2 separate regions of the Mus musculus genome follow, and region 1 is linked to region 2. Evidence: chromatin loops called from intact Hi-C (ENCODE). Cell type or tissue: heart. All regions are shown on one strand. Links, peaks and the distances in the headings refer to the core of each region. The heading gives the core; the rest is flanking DNA.

What was found. A loop is a pair of places that touch in the nucleus more often than their neighbours do. Peaks named below come from ENCODE experiments on the same cell type or tissue, not always from the same donor. Only the 100,000 strongest peaks of a DNase experiment are listed, where the experiment ranks them.
Region 1: a loop joins it to region 2, with 2.2 times the contacts of the local background. A loop is called at or near these places in 10 of 42 quality-filtered maps.

Annotation. Positions count from the first base shown.
Region 1 is chr7:130,915,730-130,931,495 of GRCm38, reverse strand. No RefSeq gene overlaps it. Among named protein-coding and RNA genes, the nearest start is that of Htra1, 13 kb to the left of the region's middle. In heart, for the core only: no CTCF peak of the experiment used is centred there; DNase peaks (open chromatin) are centred at 7,905 and 8,315.
Region 2 is chr7:130,978,677-130,994,442 of GRCm38, reverse strand. It overlaps Htra1 (HtrA serine peptidase 1), which reads right to left. Exons shown (of 9, transcript NM_019564.3): 4 at 14,948-15,142; 5 at 14,459-14,491; 6 at 12,672-12,786; 7 at 12,149-12,206; 8 at 10,688-10,783; 9 at 8,785-9,480. The coding sequence ends at 9,312. Among named protein-coding and RNA genes, the nearest start is that of Dmbt1, 46 kb to the left of the region's middle. In heart, for the core only: no CTCF peak of the experiment used is centred there; a DNase peak (open chromatin) is centred at 6,002; H3K27ac peaks cover 300 bases.

The DNA of each region.
Region 1 (15,766 bases), core at 5,209-10,208, 64 kb after region 2:
GAAGGTGTGTTTTTATAGACTCGCTTTGCTGCACAATATATAGGAGATTGAAAAAAAAACAATGGATTCAATAACATGATTTTAAAATAAAAATATGTTATTCTATATGTCACTCTGTTGAGTGCTTTGAATTAGAATGAAGTTTAGGCTAGTAGAAGGAACCCAGTGGGCTAAGGAGAGTCCAATGGCCTTGTAACATTTCATTTCAGGGTGGCTCTTTGTGCAAAAACCCCTTCCTCAGAATTAACACAAAGGCAAAACTGTTTAGGATATTTGGGGGGGGGGGCTTTTAATGCCCCTGAGATATGCTGCCATTTTTACTAGCAAATCATAAACATCGACGGCTATTCATGACAGAAGCCTGGACCCCCTCAACACCAACTGACCCCCGAGCTGGTTGCTGCTCCACTGCCCTTCAAACTGATGCATCTGAGTTCATCTGAAGATCTCTTAATTCAAATGGTTTCTCAAAGTAAACCACTTCCACAGGATTAACAGTCCCCGTGACTGCACTGACAGGTTGCTTCCCACACACGAGCTTTAGAAAAGTTAAACGTGCCTGGCAGGTGATGGAGTGAGTTCCTCACCAGGAGATGAGGCTCAGGTGAACATGAGTTCACGCAGAACCACAGGCTGATGCCGAAGTAGAACGATGACCGGTTGTCAGTATTGTTATTCAGGGGCAGCAGGCAACCAAAGCATGAGCCAAGGTCAGGTTTGGGGAACATAGTGCCTTCAGAGAGAATTATTCAGATAAAGAAAATTTAAGCCATATAGCTAATGGCCCTGCTTGGAGACCCCCAACCTAAGTTTTTAAAAATAATTATTTTTTAAGATTTATACATATGTGAGTACACTGTTGCTCTCTTCAGATGCACCAGAAGGGGGCGCTAGATCCCACTACAGATGGTTGTGAGCTACCATGTGGTTGCTAGGAATTGAATTCGAACTCGAGACCTGTGGAAGAACAGTCAGAGTTCTTAACCACTGCACCATCTCTCCAACTCATTAAAAGAAATTTTAAGTAGTGTTTTTATTTATTGACAATTTCATACAAGTATACAATGTATCTTGATCATACCCTTAACCTGTCATCTCCCTGGGTCCTCCACAACACATTCCCCCTTCCATCTTTATCTCTTCTCTTGTATTTTCATTATTTTGTTTTTTGTTTTGTTTTGATTTTTTTAAGACAGGGTCTCTCCGTGTAGTCCTCAATGTCCCAGAACTCACTCTGTAGACCAGGCTGGCCTCAAACTCAGAGACTCACCTGTTTCTGCCTCCTGAGTGCTGGGACAAAAGGCATGTGCCACCAACTCTGGGCTCTCCTTTAAATAACCCACTGAGTCCCAGTTAGTACTGCCCACGTACATGAGTGTGGGGTTGTCCACGGGGGGCATGAGCAAACCATCAGTGGCCACACCCAAAGAACAATGACTTCCCAAATACCTTACCCTATATCTCTCCCAGAGGTTGATAGATGACTCTCATGCAGATAGCTGGTAACCCACAGCAGCTACGGATTTGCCAGGGCAACGGCTATCGGTCAAGTGCAGATGATAGGGGTCAGTTAGTCCTGTCTTGGTTTCACTTTTGTTGCTATGAGGAAATCAAAGCCCCTTAAAGGGATAAAGAATCTATTTTGGCTTTTACTTCCAGAGGGTTAGAATTCACCATGGAGAGACAACATGCTGACAAAGACACGACTCTCAGTGGCCCACTTCCTCCAGTGAAGCTTACACAACTTTTCCAAAACAGTCCCTATTCAGGAGGTGAGGACCCCAGCCACACATTCTCACTACCACAGAGCCACGAGCTCTGCCTCTTCCACCATTGTATTAGTCAGGGTTCTCTAGAGTCACAGAACTTATGGGTAGTCTCTATATAGTAAGGGGATTTGTTAATGACTTACAGTCTGTTGTCCAACTCCCCAAAAATGGTCAGCAGCAGCTGTGAATGGAAGTCCAAGGAGCTAGCAGTTGCTCAGTCCCACAAGGCAAGCAGGTGAAGAAGAGAGAGAGCGCATAAATCTTCCTTCTTCCAATGTCCTTATGTAGGTCTCTAGCAGAAGGTGTGGCCCAAATTAAAGGTATGTGGCACCATGCCTTTAACTCCAGATGTCCTTGAACTCAGAGATCTCCCTGGCTTAATCTTCTGGAATTCATAGCCACTATGCCTCAAGATCTCCATGCCAAGATCCAGGTCAGAAACTTGTATCTCCCAGCCTCCAGATTAGGACCACAGGTGAGCCTTCCAGTTCTGGACTGTAGTTCATCCCAGGTATAGTCAACCAGGAATAGCCACTACAACCATCATGGAGTACATCTTCCCAAACCAGGAGCCAAAAGAAATCCTTCCTTACGTGGCTTTGCCAGATCCCAAGTGTACAAAGTCACTACTGCCAGAGAAGGTGAGGTGCAGACCTTAGCAGCTGGGTAAGGCTACGAAAGTCTCAGTTGCTCCCTGCCTGTCACAGTACTGTCCTCCTGCTCAGTGATGAGCATAGCCCCTCCCAGGGTAGAAAGGGGGGGTACACATCCAGGAACACCGCCCCCCAAATCCCAGGTCTCCAACAGAGTCCTTGATCGGGGCTCTCACTTTCTCACTGCCTACTTGATCCCAGGAGGGAAGAGTGCTGTGTGGCAAAGAAGAAGAGCATGAGGCAGGGACAAGGGCACTGTCTTTCTGCTAAGCTAGCTTAGCCTGAATCAATAGTGAAAGGAAGCGAGAGAGAGAGAGAGAGGGAGAGAGAGAGAGAGAGAGAGAGAGAGAGAGAGAGAGAGAGGAAGAAACAAAGAAAGAAAGAAACAAAGAAAGAAGCAAAGAAACAAAGAAAGAAGCAAAGAAAGAAGGAGGGAAAGAAAGAAAAGAGAGAAAGAAAGAAAGAAAGAAAGAAAGAAAGAAAGAAAGAAAGAAAGAAAGGAGAGAAAGAAAAAAGAAAGAAAGAAAGAAAGAAAGAAAGAAAGGAGAGAAAGAAAGAAAGAAAGAAAGAAAGGAGAGAAAGAAAGAAAAGAGAGAGAAAGAAAGAAAAGAGAGAGAAAGAAAGAAAAGAGAGAGAAAGAGAAAGAAAGAAAAGAGAAAAAGAAAGAAAAGGGAGAAAGAGAAAGAAAAACCAGAGGCAGGCAGGAAGGTTATTAAATTACAATGATTACTGGGCATAGCAGGCCATAATCTCGGTATTGGGAGATACACAAGAGTATCAAGCATGCAGCCTCTGTTGTTAAGTCCCCCTTTTCATTTCTTTTTTCTTTTTTTTTTTTTAAGATTTATTACTGTACATAGGAACACTGTAACTGACTTCAGACGTACCAGAAGAGGGCATCAAGATCTCATTACGGGTGGTTGTGAGCCACCATGCGGTTGCTGGGATTTGGACTTAGGACCTTCGGAAGAGCAGTCAGTGCTCTTACCCCCTAAACCATCTCACCAGCCCCCTCCTTCATTTCTGATTTTATTAATTTGGATACTATTTCTGTGCCCTCTGGTTAGTCTGGTTAAGGGTTTATCTATCTCATTGATTTTCTCAAAGAACCAGCTCCTCGTTTGGTTGATTCTTTGAATAGTTCTTTTTGTTTCTGTTTGATTTCACCCCTGAGTTTGACTATTTCCTGCCTTCTACTCTTGGGTGTTTTTGCTTCTTTTTGTTCTAGAGCTTTCAGCTGTGCTGTCAAGCTGCTAGTGTGTGCTCTCTCCAATTTCTTTTTGGAAGCACTCAAGAGTTATGAGTTTTCCTCTTAACACTGCTTTCATTGTGTCCCATATGTTTTGGTATGATGTGTCTTCATTTTCATTAAATCTAAAAAGTCTTTAATTTATTTCTTTATTTCTTCCTTGGCCAAATTATCATTGAGTAGAGTGTTGTTCAGCTTCCATATGTATGTGTGCTTTCTGTTGTTTTTGTTGCTATTGAAGACCAGCCTTAGTCCATGGTGATCTGATAGGATGCATGGGGTTATTTCAATCTTCTTGTATCTGTTGAGGCCTGTTTTGTGACCTATTTATGGTCAATTTTGGAGAAGGTACCATGAGGTGCTGAGAAGGTATATTCTTGTTTAAGGATAAAATGTTCTATAGATATCTATTAAATCCATTTGATTCATAACTTCTATTAGTTTCACTGTGTCTCTGTTTAGTTTCTGTTTCCATGATCTGTCCATTGCTGAGAGTGGGGTGTTGAAGTCTCCCACAATTATTGTATGAGGTGCAATGTGTGCGTTGAGCTTTAGTAAAGTTTCTTTTATGAATGTGGGTGCCCTTGCATTTGGAGCATAGATGTTCAGAATTGAGAGTTCATTTTGGTAGATTTTTCCTTTGATAAGTATGAAGTGTCCTTCCTTATCTTTTTTGATAACTTTTGTTGAAATTCTATTTTGTTGAATATTAGAATGGTTACTTCTCCTTGTTTCTTGGGACCATTTTCTTGGAAAATTGTTTTCCAGCCTTTTACTCTGAGGTAGTGTCTGTCTTTGTCACTGAGGTGCATTTCCTGTGTGCAGCAAAATGCTGGGTCCTGTTTATGTATCCAGTCTGTTAGTTTATGTCTTTTTATTGGGGAATTGAGTCCATTGATGTGAAGAGATATTAAGGAATAGTGATTGTTGCTTCCTGCTATTTTTGTTTTTAGAGGTGGAATTATGTTCATGTGGCTATCTTCTTTTGGGTTTGTTGAAAGATTACTTTCTTCCTTTTTCTAGGGTGTAGTTTCCCTCCTTGTGTTGGTGTTTTCCATCTATTATCCTTTGCAGGGCTGGATTTGTGGAAAGATATTGTGTAATTTTGGTTTTGTCATGGAATATCTTGGTTTCTCCATCTCAATAATAAAAGAACTTGGGGAATCACCATCCCTGACCTTCTCTGTATTACATACAGAGAAATAGTGATAAAAAACTGTATGGTATTGGTACAGAGACAGGCAGGAAGATAATGGCATAGAATTGAAGACCCAGAAATGAACCCACACACCTATGGTTACTTGATCTTTGACAAAGGAGCCAAAACCATCCAGTGGAAAATAGACAGCATTTTCAACAATTGGTGCTGGTTCAACTGGTGGTCAGCATGTAGAAGAATGCAAACCGATCCATTCTTATCTCCTTGTACAAAGCTCAAGTCCAAGTGGATCAAGGACCTCCACATAAAACCAGAGACACTAAAACTCATAGAAGAGAAAGTGGGGGAGATCCTTGAACACATGGGCACAGCGGAAAAAAATTCCTGAACAGAACACCAATGGTTTGTGCTGTAAGATCAAGGGTCAACAAATGAGACCTCATAAAATTGCAAAGCTTCTGTAAGGCAAAGGACACTGTCAATAAGACAAAAGGCAAAGCCGGGCATGGTGGCGCACGCCTTTGATCCCAGCACTCGGGAGGCAGAGGCAGGCGGATTTCTGAGTTCGAGGCCAGCCTGGTCTACAAAGTGAGATCCAGGACAGCCAGGGCTATACAGAGAAACCCTGTCTCAAAAAAAAAAAAAAAAAAAAAAAAAAAAAAAAGGCAGATTGGGAAAAGATCATTACCAATCCTACATCTGATAGAGGGCTAATATCCAATATAAACAAAGAACTCAAGAAGTTAGACTTCAGAGAATCAAATAACCCTATTAAAAATGGGGTAAAGAGCAGCTAAATAAAGAATTCTCAACTGAGGAATATTGAATGGCCAAGAAGCACCTAAAGAAATGTTCAACATCCTTAGTCATCAGGGAAAGGCAATTCAAAACAACCCTGAGATTCTACCTCATACCAGTCAAAATGGCTAAGATCAAAAACTCAGGTAACAGCAGATGCTGGAGAGAATGTGGAGAAAGAGGAACACTCCTCCACTGCTGGTGGGATTGCAGGCTTGTACAACCACTCTGGAAATCAGTCTGGCAGTTCCTCAGAAAGTTGGACATAATACTACCGGAGGACCCAGCAGTACCACTCCTGGGCATATACCTAGAAGATGCTCCAACATATAATAAGGACACATGCTCCACAATGTTCATAGCAGCCTTATTTATAATAGCCAGAAGCTGGAAAGAACCCAGATGTCCCTCAACAGAAGAATGGATACAGAAAATGTGGTACATTTACACAATGGAGTACTACTCAGCTATTAAAAACAATGATTTCATGAAATTCTTAGGCAAATAGATGGAACTAGAAAACATCATCCTTAGTGAGGTAACCCAATCACAAAAGAACACACATGATATGCACTCACTGATAAGTGGATATTAGCCCAAAAGCTCAGGATACCCAAGATATACTTCACAGACCACATGAAGCTCAAGAAGAAGGAAGACAAAGTGTGGATGCTTTGGTCTTTCTTAGAAGGGGGAATAAAATACTCACAGGAGCAAATATGGAGACAAAGTATGGAGCAGAGACTGAAGGAAAGGCCATCCAGAGACTGTCCCACCTGGGGATCCATCCCATATATAGTCACCAAAAGCAGACATTATTATGGATGCCAAGAATTGCATGCTGCCTGATATAGTTGTCTCCTGAGAGGCTCTGCCAGAGCCTGACAAATATAGATGCAGATGCTCACAGCCAATCATTGGAAAGAGCACGGGGTTCCCAATGGAGGAGTTAGAGAAAGAACTGAAGGAGCCGAAGGGGTTTGCAACCCCACAGGAAGAACAACAATATTAATCAACCAGACCCCGCAAAGCTCCCAGGGACTAAACCACCAACCAAGGAGTACACGTGGAGGCACCCATGGCTCCAGCCACATATGTAGCAGAGGATGGCCTTGTCGGACATCAATGGGAAGAGAGGCCCTTGGTCCTGTGAAGACTCAATGCTCCAGTATAGGGGAATTTGAGGGCAGGAAAGCAGGAGTAGGTGAGTAGGTGGAGGAACACTCTCATAGAAGCAGGGGGAGGAGGGATGGGATAGGGTGTTTCAGGGGGACCAAGAAAGGGGATAATGTTTGAAATGCAAATAAAGAAAATATCCAATTTAAAAAAAAAAGGGAATGCAAGGTCATCCTCTACTCTATGTCAAGTTTAGAGTCAGCCAAGGGTATAGGAGACTCTGCCTTGAAAACCCAAGAATAAAACTACAAAGCAAAAGAGTCCCAGTGATGGTTAGACCTGCCTGAGTCTACTGGACACACCAACTGTACAGGCAAACTGCAGGGCGTTTCAATTACAAGTCAGCGAAGCTTCTTGAAACAGCCTCGGTGGAGACTGAGCACCCTGTGCCTCTGATCTGAAGACTCACCAACTCTACACAGCAGTGCCGAGAGCCACAGACAGGCCATCCTATATACTGTCACCATGTGGGTAACATATGCACATATATTGCAGCCAGTCACCTAGTCTGTATGTATGTGTGCGCGTGTTTGATATGCACACGTGTATGGGGAGCACACAAGCCCATGCTGGTACATGTGCATGTGCATGTGGGGGCCAGAGCAGGGAGGCAAGCGTCCTCCTTTAGTGCTTGCTATCCACATGTTGCCTTGAGACAGCAGTCTCCCTCATGTACTGGATGCTCTCATTTGGGCGAGGCTGGCCCATCTCTGCTCCATATTGCTAGGGATATAGGAACACCCAGCCACGCCTAGCTTTTTTTTTTTTTTAATATGCATGCTGTGGATTTGAACTCAGGTCCTCAAGCTTGCAGACGAGCCACTCTTACCCACAGAGCCTTACCCAGTGATTCTGTAACCAGGGCAAAGAAGTCTAAACTCAATGACACTTGGTGTGTTAACTTACCAATGTCCTCCCCCAACAGGGAACTCGGACTTGTCCATCGCGCCCACACAGCTAGTCATACAGCAGGCTCTGGCCTGAAGTTGCCATGTGAACAGATGCCCGTGGCCTCAACCAGGTTCAACACATCTTCATCTTGACTTTCCTGTAGTTTCTCTCCTCAGCCTTCATTTCTGATGTGACTCTCAGCCGTAAGCTGTCTGCATGCCAGATGGCTGACGGCATGGCACCAGCGCAACATTGTCCCCAGTGAATCATGGCTGAGGTACTTTTCCACTCGGCCAGCTGCCGCCCAGCCTCTCCATCCTCCCAGAGAGCCTGACACTTTGTCTTGTGGTTCTCGTGTTCTTCCCTGCCTGGCCGCCATGTCTGGATGTCCCTGTACCGGGTACCAGTAAGAAAATTCACTCTCCATTCCTTGAAAAAGAATAGTTATCAGCTTGAGAAACCAGGACCCTGGAAGTCACAGCCCCTTCCTTTCAGGAAGACCAACAGCTCAGAAAGAAAGAGGGGGAATGCATACACCCTAAGCTTCAGGAAGACCCAGCCCAGATACGTGGGTCACTCAGGAATCCCTCCCTAATGGCTGAACTTTCCTGGATTGAGGTTCTAAACTGTGTTGCACCCCTAGGGAGAGCCTCACTGATCCACTAAGCAAGACGCAGGACAGGAAGCACGAGTGTGGCTGCCCTGACTGTTTGACAAAAAAACAAATCTGGAAGGCTTTATGGGGGCAGGAGTGTTCTTTCTACGTGGGAGGAACAAGGGATATTGTTTTCTGAATTTAATATTCTACACTAACCATTAACACTGGTAAAGAGTGTGGATAAGACCACCAGGAAGGAAAGGTAAAGAAAGCCAGTTTTGCCCCCCAAGTCCACACACGCTGGCCAGAGGGAGGGAGGAGAAGGGCAAGAGGGTGCATTTTCCAATGAATGTGCTTTCACCCTCCCTGGGATAATCCCACCCATCTAGTCATTCTAAGTTAGTATGGGGCTGGGTAGATAGCTCTGTTGGTAAAATGTGGCTTGTGGTGAGAACAGGAGGATCTGAGTTCAAACCCAAAGAACACATACAAAAAAAGGCCAGGCATGGAGGAATACACATATAAGCCCAGTGCTAAGGAGGCAGTGACAGCTGAAGGCCTGGGACTCACTGGCCAGACAGTCTGGCTTAAGCTGGGGAGTTCTGGACTAGTGAGAGACTCTATCTCAAAACAAAAAGAACTCCAAAAAAAAAAAAAAAAATCAAAGTTGGCTGTCATCTGAGAAGCAACACCCAAAGTTTGACCTCAGGCTTCCTTGTGTGCACACATGCACACAGACAGACCCACCCATACATGTACTCACCACACCCATGTACACACGTGCACACGTACTCACACACACGTACCTGCATATACAACATACATACACATGCACCCACACACAGAGACACACATACCACAGACAGACCCACACATACATACATGCACCCCCCACACACACATGTGCACATGCACACACACACACTCACAGAGATATGCACACAACACACAACACACAATCTTTAGGTCCTCAGAACAACTCTTCTCACATGGAGAAGTGGCTTATTCTCTTTCCATCCTCCAGGCTCACCTTCCGTAAGGAAACAGCCTTGCAAACTGTCTCGACCAACGTAGCAGCTTCTTTGAAGGCAGCATCTAGGTCTCACATTGTAAGCTGGCACACAGATAAATAAACCAACAGCATAGAAGAGAGCTCAGGCTAGTGCAAGTCTATAGTCACCTGATTACCAAAGGCTTTGCTGTAACCCCATAGCATGGTTTCTTGAAGAAAGCATGCTGCACCAACTGCTACTCAGTGGGCAAAAGAGGAGTTGGTTCCACGCACACACTCATCCTAAGTGGACCAAAGGTTTACTAGGAAAAGATGAAACCAGGGAAGTGTCCAGGTGAAAAAGGGTTTGCACAAGAAACAGTGAGATCTGGGGACAGGAGATTGTGTGAACAGGGCACAAAACTAGAACCTCAAATAAATAAAAGAGACCCTTATGTGACCTAATTAAAAAAAAATAGAAAATTTTTTTTAAAAATGAAGAATTTCTGCTCGTCACAAATGAAGACAAACTTCCACAGTGAAAGAACTACAAACAGCTTTAGAGCACCTGTAACCAGAACATACAACTCAAGAGGAAAAGGGCAGGGCTGGAGAGATGACCCAGCAGTTAAGAGCACTGGCTGCTTTTCCACAGGATCCAGGTTCTCTTTCCAGCATCCACATGGTGGCTCACAACCATCTCTAATTCCAGCTCCAGGGGCTACCATGCCCTCTTCTGGCTTCCATGGGCACTAGGCATGTGCATGGCACACACACATATAAGCAGGCAAACATTCATACACTAACTTTTAAAAACAGGCAAAACTGGGGGAGGGGGGATGTTGGATAAAGGGTTCACAAAGCATCCAGTGCCAACAGGAAGACACTAGCAGACATGATGGGCACATGCACAGGAGGCTAAGTGCCACAATGGGCAGAACCCCAAGGCCGCCTCCCAAGTCCCTGCCCCCTTGGTGGCCATGTCCCTATCCCTCATTTTAGGACAAGATCTGTGGTTATAATGGATGTCACTTGTGTGGTTAGGTTAGCTGGGGTTGGGGTGGGGGGTTCACATGCATAATTAAGGTTTCTATTGAGTTTAATGTTGAGTCCATCAAAAAGGAGAGTAGTCAGGTCTGGCCTGCTCTGGTCAGGAGAGCCCTTTAAAACAGAAAGGCCAAGCTGAGCATAGAGTTCAGTGGTTGAACATTTGTTAGGCCCTGGACTCTATCATCAACAAACACAAAACACAGGCATAGGCACACAGACACAGAGACAGACAGACAGACAGACACACACACACACACTACCTTGAGCTTACACAGGTTTTCCTGCTGGCCTTGAAGAAGCAGGCATGTATCACTCTAAGCAGTTTATCTTTTCTCATGACCAAGGAAATGAACTTGACCACAGTCCTGTACACCTGTTAGGCACACTGCTCAACACCCATGACCTCATCTGTCAATCATCTATGCCCAATAGTGGAGCAGGCTGCCTTTAGGGACAGCCACCTTGCCTGTCAGCCTGGGTCATTGACTTTCCTAGGACCTTGCCTACTTTAAGAACTCAGAATATTTTAAGGTAACTTATTAATACCATCTGACCCACAAGTGCAACACATATATATCATACACAGACAAAGGCAAAAAGTTAGTCTTCTTACTATTGAAATTTTGTAATCTTACTAAATGGGGTAGAATAATTCAAGATTTCATTGTACTCACTGTAGGGTTGTATTATATTAAGCTATAAATAATTGAGATTATTTTATCATTTTTTACATAATAAAATGCCAATCCCTGGTCATGTCTAGCTTGACTTATTTTCTCCGGCCAATGAAGCATTAACTTGATGGCATGTGTCACTTCTGAGCAGTTTTGAAGTTGACTGGAATACTTTTCCTTCTCCCATGGCTTCTAGACATTTCTCAGACAGAGGCTGCTCAATTTGCTTAGGCCCCAGGATGAACATGACAACAGGAGCATCAGTGACTCTCGATGGACATCTAACAGTCAATGAGACTGTGGGGGGTTGAATGGCAGTGTTTCCCACAGGTTCAGATGTTTCAATACTGGCCTCCAGTTGATGACGTAGTTGGGGAGGTATCATGTGACCAAACTTTTCCTAGAAGACTCAGCACATTTCTACTCATCCCAGCAAGGGAGCTAAAGACAAACCAAAGTATGGGCACCACCAAAATCCAACGTGGTGAGTTTTATGGAGGTTGCTCACAGAAATATGGGTAAGGGTTTACTTAACAGGAGCAGAAATTACTTCAAACACAGCTGTGTCATCAAAGCCCACCCCAGCATAAGTCAGAGAGCTCAGAAAGCTGGGAGTCTGGAGCACACTACACAGGCAGGCAGCTCAACAGGTTTGCACGTGTCCTTTCCAAGAGGCTCAGTTGGTTTAAACCTCTTCCACCCAGCTCAGATAGTGTCTGCTTCTTAGGGGCAGCTGTCTAATCTAGTGTCAAGAGTCTTTTTTTGCAGCTTGTCTTTGTAGTTTTTATTGCTTACTTTGTCAGAAAGGACAACTAGTCGGTTTCAGGGACTTCCTGAAGCTCTTTTGAGTTGCTTACTTTCCTGTTTAAGGAACTGTTTTTGCAGGATGGGATGTTTCAACCTTGGAGGAAAATGTTGCACAGCAGAGGTGACAGGAGCTAACCTTGCCAGAGGAAGTTTGGGCATGGGGGTTCAGGTTTCAAGCCACTCCCATTCTCAGTCCTCCCACTTCTTGCTTGTAGTCCAAGATGTGTCTTTAGCGTCCTGCTCCCAACATTATGCTTTCCTATCACTGTCATGTCTTCCTGTCATGAGGGACTGTCCCGACAGAACTACTAACCCAAATAAACGCCTCCTTTTATCATCTGCCCTGGTCATAGTGTCTTAGCACAGCAACAGAGAAGTAGCTGAAGACTGGCCAGCTCGAGTGTGGTGAGCATGGCTCTGGCAGGCCGTGTGCCCTTTCTCCCCCATTCCCTCTGCCTTGCTAAGAACTATTAGATTGCATTCCTAAAGCTGGCCTATCCCCTTATTTGGCCACTTCTTCCTCAAGCGCCAGCTATCAAACTAAGTCCAGTCCAGTAATCAAAAGCTCCCTTTGGCCCACCTAATTAACATGTCAAATTAAAATTAAATGCCCATCCTAACATGGGGCTGCCCCCTGAACCTTTATAGACTATGTCTGGACTATGGACTATGGACTATGTCTGTCTCCTCTTTATCTAGAAATAGTCCTTTGATGCTGTCCCCAAACCCCAGGACAAATAACCCTCTTCCTTGTCCTCTTTCCCTTCTCCCACACCCTCCATCTCCTGTCTTTGTCTCTTATTCACCACCTTTTGTCCCTCTGGGGCAAATGTACTTTGTGCTGAGAATTTGGCCATGGGGGTCCTGAGCTGATAAGCCATCTCTTAAAGTAACTAATAGAAAACCTCTGCTACAACTCTCCAAGGCCCATTCCTGTAATATAGCCTAGCATAATCTTTCAATATCTATCTTGGTCTACCCTGTGACTTTTATGTCTGTCTCTCTTACTCCTTATTCCCTGGGACCCACGGAAATTTCCTGCCCAGGAGAAGCCCTTGAATGCTGAGTGGATTTAATCAAGAATATTGTTCTGCTGGAAAGAAACTGACTGAGCATAGCCATAGACACTGTGCCCTGCTCATTAAGGCCTGTCCTAGTTTTAAGCTTAAGGACAAGAATCAATCATGAGCCAAGCTGTATTAGGTCAGGAAAAAAAATCCCCAAACAATTAGGGCTCCATGAAAGCTGGCTTGGAACTGCTTCCAAAATCCGAATAGAACCCAATGTTCAGCATATGAATTCTGGCTCCTCTTCCTGGGGGCCTGTCACCCTCATCAGGACAATGGCACAAAGCAAAACAACAGAACTGGGAGCTGCAGTGAAGTCATGTTGGTCTGCATGGACCATGAAACAGAGTGATGGAAAGCTATCAGAGGTGTATGCAGGGGATCGACAATGTGATGTGAGTGAGTGTGTGTGTGTGTGTGTGTGTGTGTGTGTGTTGTTTGGTTTTTGAAACAGAGTCTCACTCTGTAGCTCTGATCAGCCTGGGTAGATTGCCTGGCCTAGAATCCACTGAGATTCTAGATCTGCCTGTCTCTGGCCCCCAGCACTGGAAATAAAGGTGAGCACCACCATTCCTGGTTTAAATATTGAAATATATATATACTACGTCATGGAGCTGAACTACAGCTCAGCAGTAAAGAGAAGCCACATGGCAGCACACAGACAACTGTTAACTTCAGTTCCAGGGGACCAGACACCATCTTCTCCTCTCCCTAGGCACCAGGCACTCATGTAATGCACTTACTTCTGTCTCCATGCGTCTAAATCTAGGACCATGACTATAATCAACTTGGAGAGGAAAGGGTCTATTTGGCTTCCATACCCCAACTCCCAGCCCACTGAGAGAGGCCAAGGCATGAACCTGGAGATGGAGACTGAAGTACAGGCCATGGAGGACCGCTGCTTCCTGGCTCCCCATAGTTTGTTCAGCCTGCTTTCTTATAGAACCCACCTACCCAAGGGTGTACCACCCACAGTGCCACCTACCAACAGTAATCACTAATCAGTTGTCTTGCTTACAAATAATCTGAGGGAGGCATTTTCTCAACTTCTCGTTCCTCTTGCCTTCTGTCAAGCTGACCTTTCTCAATTCCAAATTTGCTTATCCGATTGGCTGCTAGCCATTTCTCCCCTTAGATATCTAACAAGTATCTGAAACATAACATGTTCAGCCCTGAGATTGTACATGTCTACCTGCAGAGCCCCTACCTCAGTCATAGCTCCTCTGTACTTCTAGTTGCTTGGGCCAACAAACAGGCTGTTCCCCCTTTACTCCTGGTGCCTTACCTTCTATCACCCACCACATGTGACCCACTGGAAAAATCTCCCACCTTCAAAATATAAACAGGTAAGTGGAAGACTGAGAAGAAAGAATGAGAAACAGGAGGAACTGAAGGGACTCTCTAGCCAGCCCAAGCATGGCAGACATGGCTCTGGGAAGCCTTGATCCTCTTTCCCATTCCCCCTGCCTTGCTAGAAACCTGTTACTACATTCCTAAAGCTATACCCCCAAGATCTATTCCCTTATGTGGCCACTTCTTCCTCCTGAGACCGACTACCAAGGATGAGCTATCAAAGCATTGAAGTCCAGCAATCAAAAGCCTCCTTTGGCTCACCTAATTAACATGCCCAATTAAAATTAAATGCCTCATCCTAACATGGGGTTTCCCCTTGTACCTTTATAAAGCACCATTTTCCTATATGCCACATCTGTCTCCTATCCAGAGGCAGTCCTTTGGTGCCCCACTCCCATCCCTGCACCATGATAAAAATCCTTTTCCCACCTCCCCCACCCCCATCCCTTGTCACCCCTTTACCCTTATCCTCTACCTCCTGTCTTTTGTCTTTTGTCCCCTGCCCTTTGTCCCTCTTTGTGCTGAGAACTTGATCTGGGTGCGTCCTCAGTGACAGCAGTCCCTACAGGAACCAAAATTATGAGCTAGATATACATGATGGTTACTGTGCACAGATGTTCCTGGGACCAAAGGCTCCCATTGGAAATAAATGTGATGGTTAACTTTGATTTGTCAACTAGACAAAATGTTGAGTCATCTGAAAAGGGGTCACAATGAGGGACTGCCTGTAGGCATATCCATATTGGTTGTCTTGACTATGTTAACTGAAGTTGGAAGATCTGTCCACTCTGGGTGGTGCTATTCCCTGGGTAGAGTATACTGGATTGTATAGTGCTAGCATCTGGATGCTATCACATCTGCAATCAAGAGCAGAGAGCTCTTGGTTGCAGATGTGATTTGTCTGTTCTGTTGCTTCAAGTTCCTGCTGTCTTGACTTTCAACAGTGATAGACTGTAACCTGGAAATGTGAGCTCAATACACCTTGTCTCCCTTACACTAATTTGTCAGGGTGTTTTATCATGGTGCAGAAAAACACATTAGGACAGTGAATGAGGGGTGGGAGGATTTAACTGGGGCAAGCTCCTGGGTCATGGAAAGTCCCTTCACATTCTTTCCCTTCCTTACCTCTCCCTCTGAAAAAAACTAGGGCAAGGAGAGATTTGTGTATCATAGCTTGGGAGCCTTGAACCTTGAAGATAATGACTTTATTCTCAATCCCTTTTTGAGCCATCAAAACTACAAATCGCCGGGCGTGGTGGCGCACACCTTTGATCCCAGCACTCAGGAGGCAGAGGCAGGTGGATTTCTGAGTTCAAGGCCAGCCTGGTCTACAAAGTGAGTTCCAGGACAGCCAGGGCTATACAGAGAAACCCTGTCTCGAAAAAAAAAAAAAAAACCAAAACCAAAACAAAAAACTGCAAATCAATTTACTCACTCCTTATCATGTATCCACAAGTTCTTCAGGGGTTTTCTAGAAATCCTCTTTGCCACACTGCTTCTTACTATACCATCATTCTTTGACCATCTCGGC
Region 2 (15,766 bases), core at 4,056-9,055:
CCCTGTCATTTTGGGGAAACACTTCGTATCTAAAACACCATCCTGCTCTGTGTTGCTGAGGCTAAAGAAGTCACTCTTGAGGTCCTTACTCTCGTGGGGCTTATACTTTAGCAAGAGAAGGTAGGAATAGCCAAGCAAGTGACTGGGGTTGCCGCGTGCAGAAGGTTAGCATGGCTAAAGCAGAGGATGATGGGAAGTGGGCTCTGTGCCCCTGCCTGAAGTCTGACTATGCCGCCCTCCACAGTGGGGCTGCAGGATACAGTGCCCACTCTTGCTACATGATTCACAGGCTCACCCTCTCTCTTCCTAGCTCCAGGTTTTTATCCTTTCACAGGTGACGCCTTCCTGGCTCTTCTGAAGTCAGCTCACCACCTAGTGGACACACATCGTCACTGCATAATTTTTATCTTTTTTTGTTTGTTTTTCCTCTCTCCCAGAAAACTAAGAAATACTTTAAGTGCCCTAGACTCAGATGCCATATGCCTCCTTCACTGAATAACATCGATGTTTCGGAGAAAGATGTTCACTCCAGACGGTAATTTGGACTCTGAGGCAACAGGGAGGAACAGTCTCGATGAACTGAGCCTCAAACAGCAACCCAGAAGCCTATTTATTGATTATTACACAAAAGTTGTTTGGGGGTAAAACATGTTTCTCATCTCAAAGCCCCCAATCCAATCTATAGTTTCCCGAAGGAAAACATCACTCCACTGCAGCGTTAGTCCGTACTGTGCACTGTTTGCAGCGCTCAATAATGCAAGACAAGTCAGGTGTGCTGGGGCCATTTGTGACCAGAGTTATACAAAGGCTTTAAGCTCCTTCAAAAAACAGCTCTATAGATAACAGAAAACAACCACTGTTTTCTGCAATGTTTTTTTTCAAGGTCAAAGATCTTCTAAAAGACAACTATTTTGTTCTGATGTCTACCCTAGATATAGTGAAAACCAACAATTTGATTCTAATGTTTACCCTAGATAAAGTGATTCAACGGCAATTCCACTCACACAATATGTACTCACTGATAAGTGGATATTAGCCCAGAAACTTAGAATACCCAAGATATAAGATACAATTTGCTAAACACATGAAACTCAAGAAGAACGAAGACCAAAGTGTGGACACTTTGCCCCTTCTTAGAATTAGGAACAAAACACCCATGGAAGGAGTTACAGAGACAAAGTTTGGAGCTGAGACGAAAGGATGGACCATCTAGGGACTGCCATATCTAGGGATCCATCCCATAATCAGCTTCCAAACGCGGACACCATTGCATACACTAGCAAGATTTTGCTGAAAGGACCCAGATATAGCTGTCTCTTGTGAGACTATGCCGGGGCCTAGCAAACACAGAAGTGGATGCTCACAGTCAGCTATTGGATGGATCACAGGGCCTCCAATGGAGGAGCTAGAGAAAGTAACCAAGGAGCTAAAGGGATCTGCAACCCTATAGGTGAAACAACAATATGAACTAACCAGTACCCCCTGGAGCTCGTGTCTCTAGCTGCGTATGTATCAGAAGATGGCCTGGTCGGCCATCAGTGGAAAGAGAGGCCCATTGGTTGTGCAAACTTTATATGCCTCAGTACAGGGGAGCGCCAGGGCCAAGAAGTGGGAGTGGGTGGATGGGGAAGTGGGTGGGGGACTGTGTGGAGGATTTTGGGATAGCATTGGAAATGTAAATGAAATAAATACCTAAGGGGGGAAGAGAATGGTTGCCCAGTTCTTGGAGAAATAAAAAAAAAAAAAAAAAAGGGCTGGTAAGATGGCTCAGTGGGTAAGAGCACCCGACTGTTCTTCCGAAGGTCCAGAGTTCAAATCCCAGCAACCACATGGTGGCTCACAACCATCTGTAATGAGATCTGACTCCATCTCTGGAATGTCTGAAGACAGCTACAGTGTACTTACATATAATAAATAAATAAATCTTAAAAAAAAAAGAAAAAGAAAAGAAAAGAAAAAGACAATTAGACAAACATTATTAAAAAAAAAAGTTAAGGGTCTACAGAGAAACAGAAATAAGAGGATGTGTTTCAGTAGACAGGAAGACATGGACTGTGAGCGGTGGGCTCATGATGATGCAGGCTGGAAGTCACATGTTACATGTGAAAGCTGAGAGAGAGGGGTGGGGAAGACGGAAAGAGGGAGAGGGGGGGAGGGAGAGGGGGAGAGAGGGGGGAGGGAGAAGGAGAGACTTCCCCTATTGACTCTTGGTGAGTCAAATGATGTTCGCCTATAGTTTTAGGGGCAAACATTTTTATTCACTCCACTAATTCAAAAGCTAATCTCTTCCAGAAACTTCCTCGCAAATAATCAGAAACAAGATTTTCCCAGCTGCCTCTGCTTCCCTTAGCCCAGCCTGGTAAACACAAAGTTAGCTATCACACCCACCATAATGAAAAAGGACTAGCGCTATAAAGTGTGCCAGTGAAGAGGAGGGGCCCTGTGTATGCAGGGACCAGACTATCAGATGTACCACCCGAGCATCCCCTAAAAGGCCTTGGTGGGATACAGGAGGAAGAAACGCGAATGTGCTACCCAAGCAGATGGATCTGAGTGGGTAGATGAGGCAAAGCAGCAAGGAAAGCAGCCCAAGAGAGGGCGGGTGGCTGTGTGGAGGAGGCTGTAGTCCCCCTCACCACCTCAGGAAAGGGGTCTGTGACCCTCATACAGAAACACATGGTGAAGGTGGCCCACCTAGAACTCTAAGCACTAAGCAGGCACAGAGCACAATGATATATCTACCGTGTCAGTTCCCAGGGACTCGTTAGTCCTGAACAGGTTTTCCTTCATAGGGACATGTGTTTCTATCATAGGAGGAGGGTGTGGTCAGAAGTGCTGGCCAGGTAGGAATGGTGCTTGGAGCCACGTGGGAGCCGTGTGGGAGTCACGTGGGAGCCACGCGGGAGCCATCTGCCATGCTTCCAACCCTTACAGTGGGACTTTTCCCTTTTATTTCACGTTCATTTTACAAGTATAAGCCTGTGGGGGGGTCTTCTCCTCCTCCTCTAACGAGTGAGTCCTCCTTGCTCACCGCTGTCCAGGACACGCCTTAGATCTGCAGTCTGACCCAATACAGGCGGTGGTGGAGGGTCAGGGTGGAGTTACTGGATCAGACACGCCCCTCCCTTGGGATTGATTACTGCTTTTTATTGTTTAGTTTTACAATCAGTGAACTTTATGTTTTAAACCAGTTTAGGTCTGCAGCTAAGCTGAATATAAAATGTAGAAAATACCCATATATGCCTGGCCCTCCAACTCTCCCACTGTCAATAGCCACCACCAGCTACATTAGTTAGCCCCTCACTGTCACCTTAAGTTCACAGTGTCCTGTAAGGGTCACTTCTAATGTTCTCTCTCTCTCACTCACTCACACACAGAGAGACCATGGCTTCTCTAATCAAGTGTACTTCTCTCAGCAGTGTGCATTTAATCTTTCTCTGTCTTTTCGTGGCTTGACAGCACAATCACTGAACATGATTCCACGGGATGGCTACACTACAGTTTGGTTATTAATTAGCTATTGAAGGACATCTTTGTTGCTTCCAATTGGGGTAAATATGCATAAAGTATGAGTTTTCTACTCCAAATTGATTTTAGGCTGGCCTCAAATTTGCCTACATCAAGGCTGACCTTTGAACCCATGATCTCCCTGTCTTCGCTTCCCTGGTACTGGGATTACAGGTGTGCACCTCAAAGGAACAAAAAATGTAAACTGGGTGGTGGTGGCTCACACCTTTAATCTCAGCACTCAGGAGCAGAAGCAGGTGAGTCTCTGTGAGTTCAAAGCCAGCCTGATCTCCAAACTGAGTTGTAGGACAGCCAGGGCTACACAGAGAAACCTTGTCTCAGATAGATTGATTGATAGATAGATAGATAGATAGATAGATAGATAGATAGATAGATAGATAGATAGATAGATAGATAAGAAAAGGAAGGAAGGATTCTTATTCTTTATGGGTTCTTGCTTAAAGTACTATCTTAAGGGCTAGAAGAAGGCTTAGCCTTTGAGAACACTTGACTCTTGCAGAGGGCCAGCTTCAGTTCCCAGCACCATTACAGCTGACAACAACTCTAGTTCCGGAGGTTCTGACACACTTTTCTGGCCTCCACAGTCACTGTATGCACATGGTGCAGACATACATGTAAACAAAGCACCTATACACATAAAATAAAAATAATTTCTAAAACACTTTTAAATATTTTTGCTAATGAGAAAACTATGTTTGGTGGATATTTACTTACTCCCTCCTGCCTTCAAAATATCAATAGGGATGGGGCTATACACCTCCTGACTATTACGCCAGCTAGAACTTCCATGCCTTGAGTACCTGATGCAAACTTGGCCACTGTACTGGAAGCCAGCTTTTAGGGCTTGAGGGTTATACAAGCTAGCTTCTACCCTCTGGCCTTTGTAGCTATAGATCCTTGGGCATGGGAAGGCGATTCTCTGAACTTCTGTTCTTCTTCTCTCAAAAAACATCAATACATTGGCTGCAGTGTCACGGGAAATCAGTGGAAATGTTGACTCCATCTATGTAGCACAGTAGTTCCATCATGCCTTTCCTGAAAGTGGGAAATAACCTGGCCAACCTCCCCCAACTCCCAACCCCACTCCCTGAATCAGAGACTACTGTCTTGAAACCTCTGTTCACTTTGATCCACTTTCTTTTGTCATAAAACACTGTGAACAAAAGCAACCCAGTGAGGAAGGAGATTGTGTAGCTCACACTCCCGGGCTGCAGTCCTTCACTGAGAGAAGTCAGGGCAGGGACTTAGACAGGAACTTGAAGCAGAAACCATGGAGGAGCACTGCCTGCTGGCTCATTCCCAGGCTCAGGCTTAGCTGGCCTGGTTAGAAAAGTCAGGGCTATTTGCCCACATCAATCAATAAGACAATCCCCCACAGACACGCCCACAAGCCAATCTGATTGGGCAACCTTTCCATTGAGAGTCCCTTCTCAAAAGATTGGAAACATTTGAAACTAACTACAACATCATCTTTCTCAGTTTCTGTTCTTAGACCCAAAAGCGACTGATTGAGAGAAAAGCAAGGGTTAGCAGGGCAGGATGTAGTTGGGGAATGAGGAGAATGGGTTGTGGGAACCATGGGGGAAGATGGAACTGTGCACACAGTCTTTCTTGGTTTCCTCTTCCCGACAACCCCAGAACACCTTCCCTGAACTCTGCATCAGTCAGGGGTCTAAGCTTTCGGGGTCTGAGCTTTGACCTGGGGTTGCCTTCGGACATCACATCCTGGTCCAGTGAGTTGTTGAAAGAGATTGTAGTAGATATTGCAAGATAGACAGACTACTGCAAGCTCATAGAGCCTGAGAGGTTGCCCAAGAAAAGGTTACTCTTGCCCACTCCCTCCGTGTACCCACCTGCTCCCTCTGACTTCCCACAACATGAATAGTTCTTGCACAGCCATCAGGGCCTGTGAGACACGAGGATTTATCAGTCTCATGAACTCAAGTCACACACACACCCTAAGCCTGGGTCAGGCCAGCTTTTCTTTAATGCTACTCAGATGCCATTGTAGAAAGTAGGACTTCAGTTATCAATGTCACTGGGAGTCAGAAAGAGGGGATCATAGGGTTAAGGGAGAAGGTTCTAGAACTTGGCATCGTGGCTTCCAATATGTCAGCTACCTTTCCTCTCTGTGAGGGATTTCAGACTGGTTACTGAACCACTTGGAGCCTCAATGTCCCTCATTTGTCAAATTTTAATGCTACCTGTCTCTTGATATCAGGAGGCTGTACTACCTCCAGCACAATGTCTCCATGACTGGCGGAGATGACAGTGATGGTAGATGAGGAAGAGGAGACAGGGCGACTGGTAAATTCCTTAGCATGCACACCCAGCTTACCTGACCTGGTAAATAGGAAGCCAAGCCCTTTTTAAGTTATACTAAATGAAAACACACATGTTAGCATTTTCTGCATTTGATCTTCGATGGCTCTTGGCTGGGGCCCCACACTGAGGCAACAGCTTTGCAAAGTTCTAAATAAAGCGACTGAGTGGTTCAGGAAGGCCCCTCCCCTGGCTCTGTGCCACCTACATCTTGATGGGAGCACCAGAGGGTCCGTGAGTCCAGCCCATCTGGGCCCCAGACACTGGATGCAGTGAGCACACTTCCCAGCTTAGCTCTCCGAAGGCCAGGCTGGATAGCGTAGAAAGGCTGCCCCTCCAATGTGTGACTGCAACAGACAGACATGATTTGATTCTAAGCACTGGCATGTCTCTCACTTGACATTTGAGTGCCTTTCATGCTTCTGCTAGGCTGGAAGTTGGGGAATGCGGTGTATCCACCTGGAGCTAGCTGTAAGGCTAAATGAGACACCTAGGAGAAGCCAGATCCATGTTTACCATAGGGTAACACGTGCAACTCTTCCAGGGATGTGGGAAAGCTGTTGTGCACACACAATGCTTGTGAAAGGCCAACATAAAGAGGAGGCAACCTGGTGTTAGAACTCTCAAGTCACGTGGTCATTCACAAATTGGCAGTATTTAAGCCTTAATTGGCCATTAATAACCTGGTCTTATGGAACTAGGTAATAATTACAGAGGTAGTGAGGAGGCAGGGGTGGGTGTGGGGTTAAATCTGACCCTGCCTCTCTCCAACTCTTTGGGCCTTCATTCCCCTCACAATAAATGCCTACTTGGCATATGTCAGTGTTCACTCTGCACACACTGAGACGAAATGACAGATTAGCACACATGCACTGCGCCTCCTACACCATCCACTCCCTAGTCAGACCCCCAGTAGTGGTCCATGTTACTATCATTATCAACTTGACACAGTCTGGAATCACCAGGGGAAAATGTCTAAATAAGAAATTGTCAACTAGCCTGTGGGCATCTCTGTGTGGAATGACCCTGATGGTGTTAGTTGACAGAGAAGGATCCAGCCCACAGTGGGTGGCACCATTCCCTGGGCTTGGTTCCTGGATTGTATGTGTGGAGAAAGTGAACTGAGCACTAGCTTTCATGCATTCCTCTGCTCTTGACCGTGGGTGTGACTGACTGCTAAAATTACCTTGGACTGTCTTCAGTCCCACTAATAACCATTAATCACCCACTTCTGTATCTGACCTAAAATTCTTTAGCCTACCAGGTACAAACTTTTAAAATGTCATCAAGTTAGGTAGAGGTAGCACAAGCCTTTAATCCCAGAACTCGGGCGGCAGAGGCAAGTGGATGTCTGTGAGTTCAAGGCCAGTATGGTCTACAGATTGAGTTCCGGGACAGCCAGAGGTACACGGAGAAAACCTGTCTTGAGAAACAAAACAAACAAACAAAAAGTACCATCAATAGTATCCGAGGCCAACATCAGAGGGCCACTTTGCTGTGAGCCATCTACCCAATATCCTCACCCATGTAATTGCAACAGCATCGATTTATGGCCTCTTTTGTTCTGTGACCATTAAGAGCTCAGATAAGCATGCCCATAATGGAACATGCCATTTGGGGCAACCCAAATCCAAGCTCCCAGGCTATGGTCACCCATATTTGGTACAGAGTAAACTACTCCTTTTGGACCAAGAGCTGTTCTACAGACAAGCTCATCCATTGAGACAGATTTGTCTGCCGGCACAAGGCCTGTCTCTGCCTTGAGAAAGGCTGACGGACCAAGTCCTGCGTGGGCTCAGAAAAGATGTCTCAAAGTAAACTGCAAACACCATAACTCAGGTCTGGGTGACCTTCCTTTACCCGCAACTTCCCCCCATCTCTTAGGACCTTTGAACTTGTTTCTCTCCCCAAGGTTTCTTCTCAATGAAAGTTCCTTTGAGCCAGTTAGTTTTTCTAAGTCGTTTACTACCCCTTTAAAAGTGCCTGCAGCCCCACCCCACCCCACCCCTCTGTCCTCTATGAAGAGGGCATTCACACTTCAAGCATCTGCATGCTTTCTTACAGCTACCAAGAACAGTATGCCATGTCCTTTCTTGATACTCAATACTTTGGCTAACGTCAGCAAAGACCCTGCTATCTGGCCTTCCACGGCCTCTCCAGGTAGAGAAATTAAACTCCTCTTTCCAGTGCCAGGACCATGTTGTTGATGTTGCTTATCCAATCTTTGACATCACCTCCCACACACATCACCATACTTCTCATGGGGTCCTACATCTAGATAGGTGTAGCTCAAGTTAAGGTCACACAATGATTTGCTTGAGTGTAGCTGTCTGGGGTCTTGTAAAGTTTTCCCAGAGAGAAAGAAACCCGAAGCTGTGCAGACTACACTTGTGGGAAGGCAGGCTGAAGGAGCTAGGTCCAAACTCTGAAGGATGGAGGGCTTGCTCTTATTTTAGACCCAGGATAAGTGAGTTTGCCTCAACCCTGTGCATTATGTGGATTTAGATCAGGCCATTCCTGTGTCCTAGTCTAAACTGGCTGTCTTTCAGGAGATCTGATTGACTACTAGGAGCCCAGAGAGCAGATAGCTTGCATCACTCCTGCTCTGGCTGTCCCCCATGCTTGGCCCACAGCAGGACAGATGCAAGGCCTTTTGGCACAGAGCAGAGGTCCAGGAAATCACTGTTGACGGATTGCATGATGTATGAGATCTACGCACACTCTCCTTACTTTGATGAGCTCCAGAGAAAAGCAGAACTGTCCATTCAGTGACCCAGGGTGGCCAAACAGGGTTGTATAACACAGGCAAAGCCCAGAGCGGGATTTTGAAGTAAGTCATAGGGCTGAGAACAATGTAGCTGAATAAGGAGTTCACCAACTTTAAGCCATTTCAAAATGACGACAGCCAGCTGATAAAAGAAGCACGCCAAAATCTACGTATGAAGAAGTATTTTAATAGCTGAAACTCAAAGTCACTGTACTCCGGGTTCCAGGATTCCTAAGAGGCATTTTTGGCCATCTCAGAAGCCAGGGTCACCCACCTGTGGTCTCGGGGCATCAAATTCCTCTGAGTGCCGACTCGGAGGAAAAGTGTAAACACGCCCAAGACCATGGCTGCGAGGACCTTCCTCTTGCCTACGCATCCGTCAACTGCATTAGTCAGACAACTTAGGCTAAGGGAAGGGACAAATGTTGACTGTGTAAGCAGGAACAGCCCAAGCTTGTAAGGAAAAGCACGCTGCATACATAGCATACAGAAGGCAGGACTTCTGCCTGTGCACCTGCAACATTACATTTGTTTTGCCCGCAAACTATCAAGAAGGATTCTGTCGGCAGGGGTGTTCCCTGAACAAGCAAAATGTTGGACAAAGGTCCCGGGTGTCCTGCGTCACCAGCTCAGTTCTCATGCGCCATCCCCTGGAGTCTTTGAGGGAAACATGAAGTCTGGCTCCTGCCTCTGCCTAGGGGTCGATTTCTTCAGGAATCACGGTAATCACAATGTCTTCATTGCCCCTGCGGACAACCATGTTCAGGGTGTTCTCCTTTTTGATGACATCGCTGACGTCATTGGCAGTGACCACAGACTGTCCGTTGATGCTGATGATGACGTCATTTTCCTTGAGCCCTCCGCTGAAACGCAAAGGGAAACACACTGTTAACCCTTTCCATTCCTCGCAGTCATGGAGAAAGGCACAGCTTAGAACCCAAAGGTCCAGAACAAATGGGGGCTATAGGAAATGGTGGTAAGACCTCGGACGGAAATGACTTCAAGCAGAGAAGATGGCATTTCCTGTCGAGATTATTTTTTAAGACCAAATCAATAATGTCCCTTGTAGAAATGCCTATGAAATCTGTGTGAACTATGATCAACTGTCCTCAGAGGGGACAAGGAAACACCAGATCCTATGACCACAGCCAATTTCCTCATGAATGGAACTGTAATTTAGAAAGCGATTCCTCCAGGAATGTTGGATGCCTCTATTCAGAGATGACTCCTCTGTGCTGTGGCTGGAACCTTAGTTCGTACGTGACAGGATCACTATGCTACCAAGGTCCGACTTGTTCTAATACAAGTCTACAGACTTTTTCCACAAAGGGCCAGATGGGAAACAGCTTAAGCTTCGCAGAGTATTTGGTCTCCGTGTCTTAGCTATTCAATTCTGCTGCAGCAGCATAAAAATTGCTCCAGACAAGATGTCATCTTGTCAGGGGACACAGCTGTGGTCTAATAAAACATGTGTGCGTATTTGCACTTCAGAGAATTTACAGTATCACAAAATAGTGTCATTTGGATGTTTTTCCCCAACCATAAAAATAATGCAAGAACTGATTTTTTTCTCAGCTCACAAAGAGGCATCAGGCCGGGTCTGACCGTAGGGCGTCACGTGCAGGTCTTTAGCACATTATTTCTCTCTAGATGTCAGGGGGTCCAGGAAACAAGCCGAAGTTCCAACTCAGCTGCTTCTACTGTTTTGATGTCATTGGGGTCAGTTTCCCTATAGGTGTTGGCATCTCCGACTTCACTAGTCACAAATACAGCTACAGAAGGCTCTGTGAAGGGACAATCTGCGCTATCAAGCTCTCTCTACAGCCAGGCTTCCTAAGGATTCCCAGCGAGCCCATTAGTGAGTGCTCCTCCTATATGGATGACCCCTGAGACGACCCAAGGGAAGAAGCATATTTCTGTGGACAAGCCCTGAGCCCAAGGCAGTCAGGAGCCCTGGCTGATAGGAAGTGAGGGCCCACATGGTCATCTGAGCCAGCACAAAGAGGACACTGCCCCCTGACCCACAAACCACGCAGTTATCAGGAAAAAGAGGGAGAACTCCACACTCACGCTTCTGCCGGGGTGTCAGGAATGACTTCAATGATATATGCCCCAGAGAGCACATCCGGGAAGTCTCGGTGACGGTCCTTCAGCTCTTTGGCTTTGCTGCTTGGGAGAAAACGTGCTTGTGTTAATATTAGCTTCCCACAATCTTCTCAGGCCAGCACTCAGCTTGAAGTCTTCTGATCCTACTTGACCATGACACATCTAGAGGCTTTGGCACAGCACAACATTTATATGGAGGTCTGAGGACCACCTCCAGTCCCTGCCTTGCACCTTGTTTGAGACAGGGTCTCGTTTGCTGCTGCATACACTAGGCTAGCTGGCCTGTGACAGGGAATCTCCTGTTTACCTCCCGTCTCCACAGAGAAAGCACTAGGAATATAGACGCCTACTTCTTTGCCTGGCTTTACACGGGTCCTGGGGATTTGAACTTAGATCCTCATACTAGCACAGTAAGCACTTTTCCCACTGAACCAGCTCCCTAGCCCCTGACTCTGCTTTAAAATGGCCTGCCTACCAGCATCAACAGGACTCCAAATAATAGTAAGGAACTACTTTAAGCAACAGCACAGGACTGCTGCTGTGGTTGGTTGTCACCACCACAGCTGAGCTGTACATGGCTATACAGTGGGCACACCTACACTGCTAACCTCATCCTGAAGGGGACGGTGCTGAGCACCCAGTAAGCTGAGATGTACAAGAGCTTAAGGGAACGACCCAGGAAGGTGACTCCATAGCCTAGCTTCCAAAGACAAGAGGTGTGACTTCCATCTCAGCATGCCATCCCATCCTTGGCAACACTAAGAAAAGCACCATTGTTCATAACCTGTGTGGAATGTCTTAATATTTTGACAATTGAATAAAACAGCGCTATCAACACATCCTCCTCTCGAATGACTCAGATATTCAGACTTGCTAGTCAATTCTGTTTCCTGTACTTCATGAAGGTACCCTCACCCCCACCCCCATCCACCCCGAACCTCTTCCGTATGTCATGAGCCTGGCAATCCCAAGCAGCAACTTCTGCACTCAGGAAAACAAGTCCATCAGTCATCAGTACCCTAAGGCAGGACCCACCCCTGCTTTCTTGCAGCCACACCCTCACACCAGTGTGCAGGGGAGTCCGGTGCTCCAGGCTGGGGCGGGCACTGGGGCGGGCAGTGAGGCATTCCTGGAATGTGAGTTTCAACAGAATAAGTGGAGAGAGGCAGGCACAAAAGTGTGCCTGCTAGTGAGCCTTCTGATGCTCAGGCCTGCCTTCAGGGAGGAGGGCGGAGTCTTGGGAGGGGTGGAATCAGACCTGCCAACACAAAGAGGCCCAAGGCCACACACCTCCCCTTCCCCAGTGTGATGACTGAAGGAAAGAAATAGTTTCTCTTCAAGAATGCCCACAAAGCCTTGTGAAGCCCAAGTGTACATACATACAGGTCATTTGTCTTTACAAAGTTATGTGTCCTGTTTACCCACCTAGATGTGAGCGACATCATTCGGATCCCAATATACTTCTTCTTGGTGACAGCTTTCCCTGGTGTGACAACAAAGGGACCAAGAAAGAGGGGGAAAAAAAAAAGTAAGTCAGCACAGTCCTCCGGAGTGTGGGGAGACAGGAGCCAGAGCTCTAAAGCTCCACCTTATAGCATGAGCCACGGGGAGGGAGGGGGGAAGGGGGGAAGGCACCCAAAAACTGTAGTTCAGTCCTGGCCTGGGTTCCAGATCTACAGTGAGGAATGTCTCTCACTTTAAAAAATACTCAAAACCTGTGGCATGACCCTGTGTGTGTTCTATGGGTGTCCGGAATGAGAATCCCTTTGTTCAACCACCACCACCACAACCACCACCGCCGCCACCACCGCCACCCTGGAAACATTTATTCTCAGCTTGAAAGGCCTGATCTTCACAACTGTCATCTTCCCTTCTCCCAATTCCTTAAGGGCAGCTATGCCTCTGGTGTAAACCTGCCAAGGTCTCCGGAATGCCCTGCTCTAGTTACCTTTGGCCTGTCGATCGTGGGACTCTGTCAAGAACTTTTTTATCTTATCGGATGGAATTGCGAAGGAGATGCCCGCCGTCACCTTCAAGGTGTTAATCCCAATCACCTCGCCATCCTGAAAAAGCAAGGGACACAGCTCACTAACTCCAGGAGGGTCAGAGGCTGGCACAGGCTGGAAGAGGGCAGAAAAATCTATAGGACGGGTGACTTGGAAATGTGTTGCCAGGTGTGGTGAGAGGCGTTAGGGCACCTGCATTCTGGAGTAGCTGAGATAGGATCACCGTGAGATCCTGGCAAGCCTGAGCTACAGTTTGAAGCCGAGTTTCAAAAACAGGTTGAGAGAAAGATGCTATCTTGACTGGTCATCCCAGGCTCTACCCACAAATGCGTACAATTAAAATAGTAATAAAAAAGAAGCGTGGGCCGGGAAGACGGCAACGTGGTTAAAGTGTCTGCCGTGCAAATAAAAGCACGTGTGTGTGTGTGTGTGTGTGTGTGTGTGTGTGTGTGTGTGTGTGTGTGTGGTGACCTGGCAGTAATTCCAGCCTCAGAGGTAGAGGCGAGATCCCCGAGAGAAAGCTGGCTGGAGCAGCCAGCTGTAGTAGCACCTAGCTCTGGATTCAACTGAGAGACCCTGCCTCACTGACTAAGGGGAAAGGCGAATGAAGATGGTCCTCCATCAACCCCGGGCCTCCACAGGCACAAATACACACATGTGCACAGCAACACCCTCTCCCTCCAATGAACACACACACACTTGGGGCCACAAACATGCAAATGCTCATATACACAGACATATGAGCGAGGGAAGTATTTGAGCTGTGTCTGAGAATCAGAAGGGCTGGAAGGAGAAGGACTAGAAATAACGAGGAGAGACATTAGGGCACCTGGGTAGTGCCACCCACATTCAGCTTTGAAGGGAACAAGAAGCTCCAGGTAGAAGCTAAATGGTTGCCTTATTGCATAGATGGATGATTTCAAACTCCACAATATTTTCTCTTTTCATGGGAAGGGATGTCTGAGTTGCTAAGGTAACTATCCATCCTTCCTTCCTCTCCTGTTTCCAATGACTCTAGATGCTGGCTTGAGCCACAGGCCTCACTCCTAACAGCTTCCCCAAGGTATGGCAGGGACAAGTAAAGCTGTGTCCCTTCCCTAAGAAGTTTCTGGTGACCTGATGCTGTGCTGACAAAAGGACTCTGAGAACTTTCAGTATACATTGTTCCTGGTGTGCTTTGTACATGTCCATTCCTGACACCAAGGGATCCAGCAGGACGGTACCATTGGGTGGCCTCTACTTGATACTCTCTCAAACAACCCCCAAGCGCTGGCATTCTGTGACCTGAAGCCTTCAACCTTATACTGAAGTGCTGAAGTCTAGGTTAAGTGAGACATCTGTGAGCAAACAGGTGGTTCCCCGTCATACCCACAGGCATTCAGGGAGAGTTCTGGCATGGATCCGAGCCAGGCCAGCTCATCTCCGCTCAGCAACCCTCAAGGCTGAAGGTACCTTTCTGCAGCTGGCAGTACTGTGGGGACTTTCAGTCCCCTTTCTGCCTAGACTGGGCTTGAACTCCATGGCATCCACCTGTGGCTTGAAACACAAGAAGAGTCCTCTAACCTTACTGCTTCCAGAAAGGGCTGGTGGGGTAAGGTGCAAAGGAACAGGGCATTCACATAGCTGACTATAAAGCTGACTGCTTGTTCTGACAAGCTCACATGCAAAGAGAAAGCAAAGACATGCCCACAGACGAAACAAACCCAGCACAGATACTGGAAAGCCTTACCAGGTTTACTAACGGGCCTCCGGAATTTCCATACTGAAACGGAACAGAAAGGGAAAGGTTGGCTCTGTATCACACCACCGCCCAATCATCGTCTCTGCCCAGATTTCAAAGCATTGTAGAAGCAGCTGGCAGGGGCCTTCCCCAGGCTTTGTCTCTGATCACCTAATATTTAACTGAGAAAATGGATCTGGACCATTTTCACAAAGCTCGGGATGCGCCACAGTGAGATGATTTAGTTCTGAGACCACTGTGAGTAGCTAAACCCACTTTTACCTCCTCCTCGGATGAGACTGGCTACCCACTCACTTCAGAACCCCATAGTTCAACTCTGTACAGCCCCAAGTGGGACATTTCTCCTAACACCAGAACATCATAGATGTTCTGGGAAATCATGCAGACTACAAGAAGGTTTGCGAATAAGAAGAAGCCCAGCTTCCTCTGCTCGAAACTTGTCCCCAGCCCAGCAGGTAGAGGGGGCAGAGGGCTCACATTGATGATAGCGTCTGTCTGAATGTAGTCCATATCGGAGTTCCGAAGTCCCAGCTCTTTGCCGCCTCGCTGGGTGGTGCTGACGATCCCAGTGGTGACTGTGTTTTGAAGAGAAAAGGGGCTTCCAATGGCAACTACAAATTCTCCAGGTCTCAGCTCTGAGGAGCGGCCGAGCAGCAGGACTGGCAGCTTTCCCTGTAAGCACAAACGGAGCTGTGGCTTAGCAAGCTGAATAATACAAATACAAAGGACAGTCCCGGTCCCTAGGAGCTGAGCTTGGGGTGGACACCCCTCTCCTGAGGGACAAGCCCCTACCATATAATCCACACACCACAGGTCATTATCGAGTCAATGGAACAGAAGACAATTGTACCAAGGAAAATGGGAAAAGGTGATAGACTGTTTCTACATCTGTGCATCTGGACAGAGAACATGGAGAGACAACCTAGGTTTAAGACTTAAAGATCAAAATCCCAGACAGAAATCCTGAGCCCATGTGCCTTGGAGGAATCAAGAAATCAAGGGTCTACTTTACCACACACATAGCCTTCCTAAGGCCTGGGATGTGGGGAGCCCTGAGGCAGACACTCACACTGCCTTTCTTGTGCACCCTGTGGTGTGAGGCACAGGGACAAGCAGAGGGGCTGGCAGCACCCAGGACCCAAATGGTGGACTGTCTCTCTTGTGCACACTGGGAAAGTCCCTATCACTATACCTGCTCCCAGACTATGCAGGCTGAGGATTCAGCTGAGGACATCCCATCTCCTGTGCCCTCTAGATACTGGGCAGAGTCAGGAGCCCTAAATAACTCCTCAGAAC